2 separate regions of the Homo sapiens genome follow, and region 1 is linked to region 2. The links are chromatin contacts, found by Hi-C in ENCODE. All regions are on one chromosome and are shown on one strand. The core of a region is the stretch at or near the end of the contact, and the rest is flanking DNA. Distances in the headings are between cores, read along the strand shown.

Region 1 (7,036 bases), core at 1,673-4,172, 340 kb before region 2:
TTTCATTTTTTATTTTTTATTTTGAGACAGGATCTAGCTCTGTCACCCAGGCTGCAGTGCGAGGGCTTAAGTGATCCTCCTGCCTCGGCCTCTCGAGTACCTGGGACTACAGGCATGCACCACCACACCCAGCTAATTTTTTAACATTTATTTTTTGTAGAGATAGGGTCTCACTGTGTTGCCCAGTCTGGTCTCAAACTCCTGGGTCCATGCAATCCTCTCGGCCAGTAACTGTTTATTAAGCAAGGATCACATAAATACTCCACTAACAAGCTGGGCATGGTGGCTCACGCCTGTAATCCCAGCACTTTGGGAGGCCGAGGCGGGCAGATTGCTTGAGGTCAGGAGTTCGAGACCAGCCTGGACGACATGGTGAAACCCCATCTCTATTAAAAACACAAAAAATAGCCAGGCATGGTAGTGTATGCCTGTAGTCCCAGCTACTCAGGAGGCTGAGGCAGGAGAATCACTTGAACCTGAGAGACAGAGGTTGTAGTGAGCCGAGATTACACCAGTGTACTCCAGCCTGGGTGACAGAGTGAAATTGTCTCAAACAAAACAAAACAAAACAAAACAAAACAAAACAAAACAAAACTCCACTAACTTGTTAATTAGTGTATACCTTTGTATTGATCTATAACCTTTAACTTATTTATATTTTGTCTTTATTAATAGCCTCTTTGGGAAAATATTTTTCTTCTCCTTTCTCTTTAAAACACCTCCTACTCCCTCCCCCTACCAAGCTTAGAGCAAGTACATATTTCCAGGTTTGATTAAAGGCCAGAGTAGGATTTAGGAATTTCTTCAGAACACTGTTGAAACAATGCTGGAATATGACTTTGGATTAACATCCTTTTACCTTTCTAGGACTCAGCTCACACGACCATGATATTATTTTGTGGGTGGACTTTAAAAGATTTCTACATCAATTAAAACCTAGTTTGACTTAAGCCCTGCAAAATTTTACTTCCTTCCCAACAATAGGAAATCACAGCTCCCTTCTATGAGCAAAGTTGACTTGCAATTGCTCCTAACACATGTCAGAGGTGACACTTCACTCTTAAAGGTGCTTCTGAGGCTGCGGTTTCAAGAAGTCAGTAGTGTGAAAACTGGATCCCTATATGACAATTTTCAGGTAAAAAGAAAAAAGCATCAAGGAATTAAGAGTCGTACTGAGGGCTTCTTATTCTTCTAACTGATGATGATGATTTTTAGACAGGAGATATACGGACCTCGTATTGACTCTACTCCTAACTACGAACATGACCCAAGGACAATTACTTGAACTTTGGGAACCTCAGTTTTCTTATCTATAAGTGGAATTTACAAGGGGAAGATATGAGGATTGAAGGAGATAATGTATATGAAGTGCCTATGGAGCCGGGCACAGCACTTCACAACTGTAATCTCGGCATTTTGGGAGGCTGAGAAGGGAAGATCGCTTGAGCTTAGGAGTTTGAGACCAGCTTGGGCAATATGGTGAAACCCTGTCCCTACAAATAAAAAATTAAAAAATTAGCTGGACATGGTGGTGCCCGCCTGTAGTCCCAGGTACTTTGGAGGCTGAGTTGGGAGGATGGCTTTAGCCCACGGGGTTGAGGCTGCAGTGAGCCAAGATCGCACCACTGCACCCCAGCCTGGGTGACAGAGTGAGACCGTGTGTTAAAAAAACAAATAAATAAAGGGCCTATCAGTGTTTGGCTAATATTGTGATTAAGAATAAATCAGAGTTCCAATAAACTATTATTTCTAGAAAAAAAATAGTGAAAAAAATCACCTTAAAAATACCTTCCAAATTTTTTTCCCATTTACTTATTTGAAAACAGAATCTATTCAGGACAAAATTCTATCTTCAAGTACCAAATGGGTGATACAGTTCGCATTTATCCAAAAGCAGATTAAAGACAATGCCTTTTCTTGCCTACCTACTTGGAAAAGATCTCAGTGTCACTCAAATCACATTCCAAATCTCAACGACATTAAGGCCTCAAATCCTCTTAGGAAAGGTTTGAAGGTAGTTCATTTCAGTAATGATTAGACACTTGGGGACAAAACAGTACCTTGGCATCAAGGTCTGTACTGATTCACCAGCACAGAAATAGCAGTAACAAGATCTTCAACTCTGAGGTGTTCAAATAAGCAGACAAACTCCCTCGTGAGGCCCAGGCCTCTTGACATCCGGACTCAGTCTTTCTTTCTCAGATCGCCAAGGGTCTGGCCCATTTCTCAGCCTAAACCTATTTTGCGTTTAATTCAAACCAGTCAAAGTAACTTAACCGCCAGCAGTTAAAAAGCTACTAGGAGGAAGCGTAGGCAGGAGATGGGAGAGGAAAAGGCTCCTGTCAGGGTTTGGGCTTATGTGTGGATTCTTGAATTCTCCTTCTTTGTTCCTTTTAGCACTTACGATCAAGAACGGCTAGGCTGAGGGGGCAGGGGGGCCAGGCCACTGGAGCGAAACGGCCTCTCCGGATCTGGAGGCGTGGGAACCTCGGGAATAGTGGGGAGTTCCAGACCAGTTCCCTTCCCCCATCTGAACAAGTCCAGAGCGTGCGCCTTGAGAGGCGCTCGGAAACAGGGAAGCTGGGGACACGTAGCGAGAGACTGGTTGTCGCCCTGGCTGTCCGTCTTAGACCTAGCTTAGCGACCACCGCCTTCAATCCCTCAGCCCGGATCAGACGGTGCCAAAAGACAGCACTGCTTCCCAGCCTGGCCCAACGGCTCGGCTGCTGATTGGGCACCGCCGCCTCCCGCCCCGCCTCCCCTGCCACCTCGGGCGCCGCTGCACGTTTCCACTGGTCTTCAGCCCTGCCGATCAGTTTACTGCTCACCTCCCCCAAACAGCTCGTCAGGCCGGCGCGTGCTAGGAAGGCGGGGCCTGTGGCCTGTGGGGCGGAGCCTCGGTGGAGGTCGGCGCAGCTGCCCCTTTGGGCTTTGGCTCTGGACTGGAGCGCAGCATCCTTCGAGGCTGCAGCCGCCACGGCTGTTGCCGTAAGCAATCCTCCTGCCTCAGCCTCCCGAGTAGCTGGGACTCGGGACCAGCCTCCCGAGTATTGGTCAGGTAAAGAGAGTCTTGTCTGTTCTGCTGGCCATCTGCCCGTCTCTTCTTCCCGACCAAAGGCTGCCTGCTCCGCCTTCCCCCGTGGCTTTCAGGGTTCTTGGAATGAGGCATCAAGTCTATTTACCCCGCCAGCTTATCTTCCTCCCCTTCTGTGTCGGTTCCTCCAGCTCCCCCACCAAGCTGCTCCCAAGTACGTTGGTGGGCCCTCCGGGTCATCCCAACGCTCCTCACTACAGAACTCCTGTCGTTGACTCTCAGGTCCCAGCCCCCTTGACCCGCCAGTGCAGTCTCATTCCCAGCTTGGCACAGGAAAGGTGGAGGGCGGGAGGGCGGGAGGGCGGGGGACGGAGAGATGCAGAGCTTTTTTTTTTTTTTTTTTTTTTTTTTGAAGCTGGATGTGTTTAGCGCAGAGGGGGAGCACCACAATGGGATTGCATTGGGAACAGAAGCAGCTTCATGACTATGGTTGGCAATGACTAGAAAGGTATCTGTTGCTGCTTTTTGCTTGTGTTTATAGATGACATTTACCATCACCGTTTTCTTCTTCTTTCATCATCATCATCATCACCATTGCCACTACCACCACCTCCAAGGCCACTACCACCACAGCATCTCTGTTCCTCCATCAGAGCTCTTCAAGTTCTGTAAAGGCAGATTCTCTAAAGGCATGTAAGTGCTGACGGATCCCCCAACCCCCTCCCCCACCACCAAATAACGAACAGTGCTCTTGCCCCCTGAGGCCAGAGCCAAGCCCTCATTTAACTCAAGAACAAGTAGCTGGGAGCAGAGTGTGAGCTGGGAGGATTTTCCTTATCCTCATTTGCAATTGAGATTGCCAAAGAAAACCCTTTATTTTAATCATCCACATTTCTGCTTGCTGTCTCCTGGAGAGTTCCATGTTAGCACTCACACACTCCGAATGGGCTGAATGCAGAGCCTGAACCTGTGATATATATGGGGAGTGGCAGTCACTGAGAGGTGAATGTCCAGACCCAATCCTTTAAGAAGACCAGGTGGAGTAGCAGACAACCTGACTTTCTGCTACAGTAGCTCCAGCTGTACTAAAGCATGTTTACTATTCATGTTTGCATATGGGACATGTGCCATCATCTGCTATGCCCCCTTGCGTGTGTATTGGCAGGGGGGCGGAGGGGCGCATCTAAATTCCTAGGAGAGAGAATTATATTCTGTTCTCTACACCAGGTAGCATCTTATAGGCACACCAATGGGATTCAACAGCCGTTGCTTAGCTGTTTCTAGGGCTTACTGCAAATCTCTTGGATCACAGACTTATTAACCCTTTTTTGGGAGGGAAAACAGTATAGCTGAGAATTGCATACCAGATTAACTGTCGTTGTGGAAGATGTTGCTTCCACAATGAATCAATGAGGTCTCGGGTCTTCTTGATCAGATATCTAAACACTAGTCTCCTTTCTCTCAACTGTGTTACAGTCCAGGAGCAGGACCAATGAATAGTTAGACATATTGCAGGAACAAAGAAGCAATGGCCTCAATGGAGGGAAACAATGGAGAAGAGTAGTGAGACAGTATATTGTAATGGCTAAACTCATAAACCTGTCAGACATAGGTTCAAATCCTGGACCAGCCACTGACTAGCTCAGTGATTTTTGCAAGTTGCTTGCCTCTTTAATTTTAATTTCTCGTCTGTAAAATAGGGATAATACTACCTGTCTCTTAGGAGAAGGTGTGAGGATTAAACGAGATAATATAGGTAAAATACTCAGTAGTTTCTGGCACATAAGTGGGGAATTTATAGTAACTGCTATTAATAATACTAGTCAAGAAGGATAATAAAGGCCAGTCTCGTTCCTAAAAATTATGCATTTTTTTCCATTGTCTTTATCCTTTTTAGGTGTCAGAGCTGATGCAAATGGGGTATGGTAGTCTTCAGGTTCCTTATAGCACTACATCTTAGAGGGGTGCCACTATTGAAGCCACCTGTGTTTGGACAGGCATTTCTCTCACCAGCCTTCACAAGTACTTAGCCGATTCTTAGTTGAGATACGTTAAAGATGCAGCTTTAGAGAAGATTTCCAGGCCTCTGGCCCTATTCTAGACTGCTTCTTTCTCACTGAGTGTTCAATGCATTGACTGTGATTGATGAAGCCTTTGTCACAGGCTTAACCCTGCCTAGACCAAATGCTTTGGCCAAGGGAATGGGGTCCCATAGGACCTATGATTGTCTAAGGGTAGGTCTCATATCCTGGTCATCCTCCCTTTCCAGACATAAAATTGGTGGAGCTGTTCCCAGAGGAAGAGGAATGGGGACAGACTGGAACTTGATGTGATGATGGTAAATATCCTTGATAGAAAATTGAGAAATGCTTCTCTCCTATCTCATATACCATGCCTCAAAGTCTAGTTTTACGTTAAAGTTTTGGATTCATGCACACCATCCCAAGCTGTGGTGTGCTTTAGATGATCTTGCCTTTAATGGTTTTCTTATTAAAACTTTATTCGTATCAGTGTAAAAGTTCATAATGGATATTTCATATCTTGCAGTGATGCTACTGGTTGGTAGTATGACCACGTTTAGGGGCTATTCATAATCTCTTTTTGGGACCTGGTTTTAAGAGTAGCTATTATTTTTAGATGTACATAGTCTCTGTCTTAAATATCAGCTTAATTCTCAACAGGTCCCAGCCTGTGTTGACAGAATTACAGCTGTTAATCTGATTTGCCTGATCTTGCAGAGACGCTAAACCATGGGAATTGTATTCTCCTGCAGCAAATATAAGCTTGCACCAACAGGCTGGCACTGTGAAGGAACTGAAGCATCTCTGTATTTAGTGTCTGTGCTGAAGTGCTGACAAAGCATCAACCCCATGCTCTGCAAAATAGTAATTACTAAAGCGGGGAGATGTAAAGAAGGAAACAAACCTCTTTACCTTGTCAGCGCATAAAAGCAAGGGTCTGAGAAATGGAGCATTCCCTCTCACTTATGTTTCTCAAGTTCCCTGGCTAAAAGTAAACAATCTCCCAGAGTAACCTGGATTTCTGTGCTTATCTACGCTTTCAGCAAATACTGCCTTAGTGCATGTTTGAGGATGAGGGAGAGAGAAGAGAGTTGGTCCTCCTTGTGGACATCCTTACCTCCCCACTGGCCTGAAATGACCATGATCTCTGTAATGCATCTCTCTAGGAAGCAGACTACTAGTTAAGTTTTTTTTTCTTTAACCAACACACCTCCTATTTCCTTAACTTGATACTGACTTGTTTTATGTTCCATCTTATTCGAACTATGCCTATCTCTTCCTTCTAAAGTGTCATAGGTCACTGCTAATGATGAACACCTTTCAAATGAAACGCTTTTTTACTGTGGTCTTCCACGTGACAGGCTATTGGGCAAAATATTTTGGAGGTAGCCAGGACTTTTTTTTTTTTTTTGAGATGGAGTCTCGCTCTGTTGCCCAGGCTGGAGTGCAGTGGCACGGTCTCAACACACTGCAAGCTCCGCCTCCCGGGTTCACGCCATTCTCCTGCTTCAGCCTCCTGAATAGCTGGGTCTACAGGTGCCCACCACCACGCCTGGCTAATTTTTTGTATTTTTAGTAGAGATGGGGTTTCACCGTGTTAGCCAGGATGGTCTTGATCTCCTGACCTTGTGATCTGCCTGCCTCGGCCTTCCAAAGTGCTGGGATTACAGGCGTGAGTTACCACGTCCGGCCAGCCAGGACTTTTTAACGTTCATGTTTGTCATCAGGATCTGGGCATTAATGGAGAAGTAGCAGGGACCGCCAGAATGCTGACTGGGAGGATAGACAAGGCTGTAAAAGTGGGGCAGGAGACACCTTTATGATGCTGCTGCCAGGATACTAGTACTCACACCCCTGCCACAGGCCTTCCAGTATGAGTGCTCTAGTTCATGTTTTTGTTAAAGAAGCTCAGAGAACATGATACGATCTGAAGACTAGTAGTCTAGAAATGCGTCAGACAGCAGTGCTTGTTGTTAAACAC
Region 2 (7,259 bases), core at 1,969-4,468:
TATTTATTGTAAGAAATACCATTATTACATGTACTACAAAAAAAGAAAAATTACTGCCATAAGCCACAACATGTAGACTCTTAAGATGTACCCCAATATCAGAGGCTCTAAAACGTGAAAATTCTATCAATTTTGGAGTTGGTGTAATGTGGTACTATAATTAGGCATATAGAATCAGAGAGGAAGAATGCCCAACACTTTTAGGTAAGACTTTCAGCAAAGAAGATATTTTTGTTTAGAGTTGAAAAAACAAAATAATAATGATGGCAATGATAATGTTAATATTTACTGAGTGCTTCTATCTGCTAAATACCATGGGGAACAAATCACCTTTTTACTTAGTCACCATGACAGTCCTTTGAAGTGAGTACTGTTACCGCCCTGCTATACAGATGAGGAAATTGAGGATTAGAAATTCTCAGCAGACAGGCTACAAAGGGCATTCCAGGCAGAGGAAAACACTGCAAGTCTCAGAAGGATGAAAGACATGATGTGTTTGGGAAATGGCAAGCAACTTGGTGTGGCTAGATCACAAGGCAAATGAGAAGAACACAAGACCAAAACGGTGATAAGAGTCACAATATGACTTGCTAAAGAATCTGAACTTTGTCTGACAGGCCGCAGATAATATTGAAAAATAATGTGTACAGGAGTGACATGATCATGTTGGATTTGTTTGCATTGTTTTGGTTTGTGCAATTATTTTGCAGGGGGTATATCTCTTTGCTTTTTGTTGTGGCTGAGAAATATGTTAGTTATAACTAACAGTAATATAAAAAAATATTGGACAAGTAACAGACTAATTAAGAACTTGAGCAAAAGCAATGGCAAAGCCGAGGTAGGAGGATCACTTGAGGCCAGGAGTTTGAAACCAGCCTGGGCAACAAAGTGAGACCCCATCTCTCCAAAAATTAGTTGAAAGTGGTGGCGCCTGTAGTCTCAGCTACTTGGGAGGCTGAGGTGGGAGGATTGCTTGAGCCCAAGAGTTCAAGGCTACAGTGAACTATCATTCTCCGTACTCCAGCCTTAGCAACAGAGCAAGACGCTGTCTCAAAAACAAACAAACAAAGCAATGGCAGTAAAAATAAGAAGGAAAAGACATAATTGTAAACAGTAAAGGGCTGTTTTAGGCATTACAGGACAGGTTAATAAATTGGATGTACAAAATGAAACAGAGGAGAATAGGGTAACTCCTTTTTCTTGCTTGGATAACTGGTTGGATACTGATAAGACTAGATTTGAGATGGAAGACAGTGAGGTCAACTTTAGACAGGTTAACTTTGTACATGTGAGACGCGCAGGTAGAGATGCTGGGCTCATGGGAGAGAGCTAGATGAGACAAAGGTTCAAGTCATAGGAATGAATGAGATAGCCCAAAGAAAAGAGTGTAGAATGAGGCGATACCTGAAGTATCAGAGTATCTGAGCACAGGATATCATATAACAAATGTAACTGAGAAAAGATACTTCTGTACTTCTACAGCACAGCTTATACAGAGTGTTTTGCAAGAAAGCTAATTCTCTATTAGGAGTCTTATCACTTATAAAGTTTTAAGCAATTGTGTTCTGTATGCCTGAGAAGTCACGTGCGTTGTGACTCAGGATTATTTTTATATCAGCTGCAATTCAGCTCTAACAATCATGATGATTTAATTTTTCTTCTGTAAATCATATCCTGTTGCCACACTCAGATGGAGATGATGCGTTTATCCTTATGTCTTTTTCATTCTTCCCTTCTCAGAATGTCCTTATATAGTGTTATTTGACAAAACTGTGGTACTTTTTCTTAATTTCATTTTCTGAGAAGAATTGAATGTAATTTTAATGGCACCACTTGGCGGGGTTGCAAACTCCATGATATCCATGCCTTTTTTCTTACGTGTCTTTTTTCTTTTCCACACTAGGCTCTTGTTGAAGCTGGTTTATAGCTCAGTTCAGAATAACCTTGTGCAGGCATTTTGTGAGCTCCTGCTTTCCCACCCTCAGATCAAACATGGTCATAATGATATGGCCTTCAAAACTGTGATGCTCACATTAAAAGTTCCCATAAACATGGCAGGGATCCTATAATTAAAAGAAGGCACAGAGCAACTGATTAGATCCCAGGTATAGATCTTGTAGGTGGTCTTTTCATGCTGTTAAATTGGTCATTTGTATTTATAGCTTTGGCAGGGAGGGCTGGAACCTAAACTAGCTCTAATCCCAGCACTCTCCCACACTTGGCCTTATCTCATTCTCCGTTAATTTCGCTTGGCATCCATGAATGGAGCCAAATTCTGAATGATTCTGCATGAACCATTCTAGCCCTAGTCTATGAAACTATTTTCTAAGTTCCTTTGACCAGCTGAGATTAGAGATACTGTTTTTTTTGTTTTGTTTTGTTTTGTCTTGTTTTTTGAGACAGAGTCTTGCTCTGTCACCCAGGCTGTAGTGCAGTGGCGCGATCTTGGCTCACTGCAAGCTCTGCCTCCCGGGTTCACGCCATTCTCCTGCCTCAGCCTCCAAGTAGCTGGGACTACAGGCACCTGCCACCACGCCTGGCTAGATTAGAGATATTCTTAATATCAAAAATTGTTTTAGTTTACCTATGTAACAAACCTTCACATGTACCCCCAAACCTAAAATAAAAGTTAAAAAAAAGAACTATTTTCTAGTAAAAAATAGATAAATTTACCAGGTTTAAAATAAACAAAAGCAGTAATTCTGATTTTCAACATTGAATGCAAAAGGAATTATATAAATAGATGGGTATTCCATGACAGCTGGGACTGTGTCTGTTTTGTCCTGTTCACTCACTTGTCCCAACATCATATAGGCTCAGCCTGTCCCATGATAGGTGTTAATAAGTGTTTGTTGAATTTATGAACAAACAGCTTGAATTGTGTAATGTACCTAGAGGCTATTTTTTCCTCCTCCTTGGGTTTTCTGTTTAAATCCTTTCAGAATTGCTGAATCATCCCAGAATCTGAAGAGGTACATTTTTGGTCGATAATACATTTCTGTGGTCAGACCTCCTGGATATAGAATCATCTTTCTATGTTGGGCATATGCACGTAATCTATTCTTAGTAAATACTTTGGTCAGATTAGATTGACAAAGGCCATACTTAAATCTCTAAGTTGCAAAATAAGAGCAGGTTATTACATAATCTCTTCACTTCAACCCCCAGAAATAAAGAAACAAAACTATCTGAATCACCATATTCAACCACTAAGGTTACAGAGATCAGGAAAGGTCAGTAATCTGAACAATGTAACCTGTGAGGGAAATAATTCTGACGTCCTTTACAAAGCTTGTGGAAAGAAGAAGTATGGCTAGAGAACATGAACTCTGCCTGAGCCAAAATGGGTTCTTGTGTACTCCACTGCTACTCAAGAAAATACCGACAGGCGTGGTTCCAAAGATCATTAAATGGCCAAGAATTAAGATAATCTCTTGTGACTTCCGGATCACTTAAGTAACAGAACAGTAATCCTTGGAAGATGAAGAAAGCTATTTGGCTAGGCGCAGTGGCTTAAGCCTGTAATCCCTGCACTTTGGGAGGCCAAGGCAGGCGGATCACCTGAGGTCAGGAGTTTGAGACCAGCCTGGCCAACATGGCGAAACCCCATCTCTACTAAAAATACAAAAATTAGCCGGACATGGTGGTGTGCGCCTGTAATCCCAGCTGCTCTGGAGGCTGAGACAGGAGAATCGCTTGAACCCAGGAAGCAAAGGTTGCAGTGAGCTGAGATCATACCACTGCACTGCAGCCTGGGCCACAGTGAGACTCCTCCAAAAAAAAAATAAAGAAAAGAAAGCTATTTTATCACAGGTCTATTAGGTAGGCTTTTATCTAAAAGGGCTAGAGGGGATTTTTTTTCCCAGAAATTCCTGCAAAGAGCGTATGTTTTCCCCCGAAGTCGGTTTCTAATGACTATCCAGTAATGGAGTTGTGAAATTATGGTATTTCCATACATTGGAATACTAAGCATCTTTTTTAAAAAAAAAGTCTGTATGTATTGACCTGGAGGATCCCTAATGTATATGTTTAAGTGGATAAAAGCAAGGGTCAGAAGAGTAGTTATGTTATTATTAGGTATATTATTTTATCATTCAGATAAAAATGAAGCAAAAAATGAATACTACCTAACAGTGAGAACAAATAAGAATTAACCTAAGACTGGCCGGGCGCGGTGGCTCACGCCTATAATCACAGCACTTTGGGAGGCCGAGGCGGGCAGATCACGAGGTCAGGAGACCGAGACCATCCTGGCTAACACGATGAAACCCCGTGTCTACTAAAAATACAAAAAAAAAAAAAATTAGCTGAGCGTGGTGACAAGCGCCTGTAGTCCCAGCTACTCAACAGGCTGAGGCAGGAGAATGGCATGAACCCGGGAGGCAGAGCTTGCAGTGAGCCGAGATTGCGCCACTGCACTCCAGCATGGGTGACAGAGTGAGACTCTGTCTCTGAAAAAAAAAAAAAAAAAAAAAACAAAAGAGAACTAACCCAAGACTGATATTCAGCTGGTCCTCACCATAACACCCATACAGGTTGCCTGTTCTGCTAGTTAGTACCTATGTTATTGTTAAATATTTAGACTATTACTCCTAAAACTAATCAAACAGGTTCATTGCTGCAGCAGGTAGAAAATAGGCAGATGAGGTTCATAGGCGTATGCAGATTTGTTATAAATTTGGGTGTTTTAACCAGTGAGTACCTCTTAAAATAGTAAACAAATTTTTTTTGAAAAACAATTTTCTATAGTACTTCGCACTTCACATTTTTCCCTAAGATTCTGCTTCCTATTCATTGCTTCTCCATCATTATACCAACTGGGGTCCCTTAGCCACCTGAACCTAGAATTGGAAACCAAATGGTCTTACTCACAGTCTCATTACTTTCATTGGGTGCTGAACTGGACAACTTAAAAGGAAATCTGAAGGTCCCTTATCAAGCAAGATCTATGAGCTAGTACCTTGGTTTGTTTCCTATGGCTGCCTTCTTCAACATCGCTCTAGATGGCTCTATCTAATGGAAGCCTCCCAGTCAATGAGAAAATGCAAGGAAATGTTTAAAGGCATTGAGAGCTCAAGACAGTCTAATACACACACACGTGTGCACGCACACACACGTGCACACACATGAACCTGCTGGAACCCCTCCGTTCTTTCTCCTTGACTTGGATTGACTTCACTTATTTTGCTCATGCTTCCATCATCACTTCAGTTTCAGGCGTCACACTTTTGTGATGTTATTATTAGGTATGTAACATGAACCCTAATTTACATTATGGTCAAGAAGAGGCCTCTAATATGTAGGGTGTTTTACCTGTTCCTCATATTTTTTTTCTTATTGCCATAATCCTGTTCTTTATTTCATTTGGGCTCTTCATTACACAGGTGCTTCAATGTACACTTTTATGAATATGCCAAAATGAGAGAGTAAAGATCTTCTCTCAGATTACCCCGACACAGACCATCCTTTAAACCTAATCACAAACATAGAACCAAATCTCAGTCATTTATATCTTGAGATCATTGTCAGGATCTGACCTCTTCCGTGGGTATTTGCATTTTAGGCCTTAACTCTAATTTTTTTGTTTGTTTGTTTTTTTGAGATGGAGTCTCGCTTTGTCACCCAGGCTGGAGTGCAGTGGCGCGATCTCAGCTCACTGCACGCTCCGCCTCCCAGGTTCATGCCATTCTTCTGCCTTAGCCTCCCGAGTAGCTGGGACTACAGGTGCCCGCCACTACGCCTGGCTAAGTTTTTGTAATTTTTAGTAGAGACGGGGTTTCACTGCGTTAGCCAGGATGGTCTCGATCTCCTGACCTTGTGATCCGCCCACCTCGGCCTCCTAGAGTGCTGGGATTACAGGCATGAGCCACCACGCCCGGCCTTAACTCTTAGTTTTTTAAAGAGTTTGTCTCCTGTTTTTCTGGAACTCCTGACCTCAAGTGATCCACCCACCCCAGCCTCCCAAAGTGCTGGGATTACAGGCACGAGCCACCACGCCCAGCCTTGTCTTCTGTTTTTAAACACTGTCTCAGAACTACATGCTAGTGGAAGAGAGATGGTAGTGGTTGGGTTTGGAGGTAAGATATTATTTGTCAGATAAGTATCATTAACTCTTACAGGGTCTTTCCTAGAGCAGCAGCAGATATTTACACACACACACACACATACACACACACACACCCCTACATCTTTTCAACGTTATGGAACCAGTTTATTTGCTTGCTTTGGTAGAACAGGGGACTATACCTTAAACTGATTTTTACAACTTTGAGTAGGCCCTCAACCATGTAAGAATTGAAGTATTACTAAGGACAACCTCATGATGGTGTTATTGGGTAATCTCCTCATTTCCCTTTCATCATGGCAGAATCCAAGATAGTTTGATGAGACTCTGGAGCTGCAATTGCATTAACCTCTTTCTGATGATTGGAAATGTCCCCAGGTAGAAGTAGAGGATGGAGCCAAGTCAGTCAGGCTCTTTCTTTCTATGTATAGCCCCTTGTGAATTCACCCTTTTCACATTTCATTAGTTTGTTTTGGAAAAACTAGGAGGACATGAACTCATCCTTTTTTATGGTTGCATAGTATTCCATGGTATATATGTACCACATTTTCTTTATCCAGTCTATCATCAATGGGCATTTGGGTTGGTTCCAAGTCTTTGCTATCGTAAATAGTGCTGCAATAAACATACGTGTGCATGCATCTCTATAGCAGAATGATTTATAATCCTTTGGGTATATACCAGTAATGGGATTGCTGGGTCAAATGGCATTTATGGTTCTAGATCCTTGAGGAATCGCCACACTGTCTTCCACAATGGTTGAACTAATTTACATTCCCACCAACAGTGTAAAAGCATTCCTGTTTCTCTGCAGCCTCACCAGCATCTATTGTTTCTTGACTTTTTAATCGCCATTCTGACTGGTGGGAGATGGTATCTCATTGTGGTTTTGATTTGCATTTCTCTAATGATCAGTGATGTTGAACTTTTTTTCATGTTTGTTGGCCGCATAAATGTCTTGAGAAGTGTTTGTTCATCTCCTTTGCCCACTTTTTGATGGGGTTGTTTCTTGTAAATTTAAGTTCCTTATAGATTCTGGATACTAGGCCTTTGTCATATGGGTAGATTGCAAAAATTTTCTCCCATTCTGTAGGTTGCCTGTTCACTCTGATGCTAGTTTCTTTTGTTGTGCAGAAGCTGTTTAGTTTAATTAGATTAAGCAATACTTTTTTCTACATACATACAACTTTTATTA

What was found. A loop is a pair of places that touch in the nucleus more often than their neighbours do. Pooled maps may share reads with other maps.
Region 1: a loop to region 2 is called in a pooled map, with 2.1 times the contacts of the local background. The contact joins the promoter of FMN1 here to the enhancer-like site in region 2. A Hi-C loop is called at or near these places in 4 of 50 pooled maps.

The regions. Positions count from the first base shown.
Region 1 is chr15:33,190,600-33,197,635 of GRCh38, reverse strand. It overlaps FMN1 (formin 1), which reads left to right and starts at 2,922. Exons shown (of 21, transcript NM_001277313.2): 1 at 2,922-3,058; 2 at 3,576-3,727. It overlaps LOC105370759 (a long non-coding RNA gene), which reads right to left and starts at 2,725. Exons shown (of 3, transcript XR_932090.3): 1 at 2,061-2,725. RefSeq lists silencers at 2,620-2,829, 2,604-2,943.
Region 2 is chr15:32,846,195-32,853,453 of GRCh38, reverse strand. All of the region lies in intron 17 of FMN1 (formin 1), which reads left to right. Among named protein-coding and RNA genes, the nearest start is that of GREM1-AS1, 130 kb to the right of the region's middle. Within about 2 kb of position 3,218, at least 6 of the 41 ENCODE cell types and tissues checked have a DNase peak (open chromatin) inside an H3K27ac peak, as active enhancers do.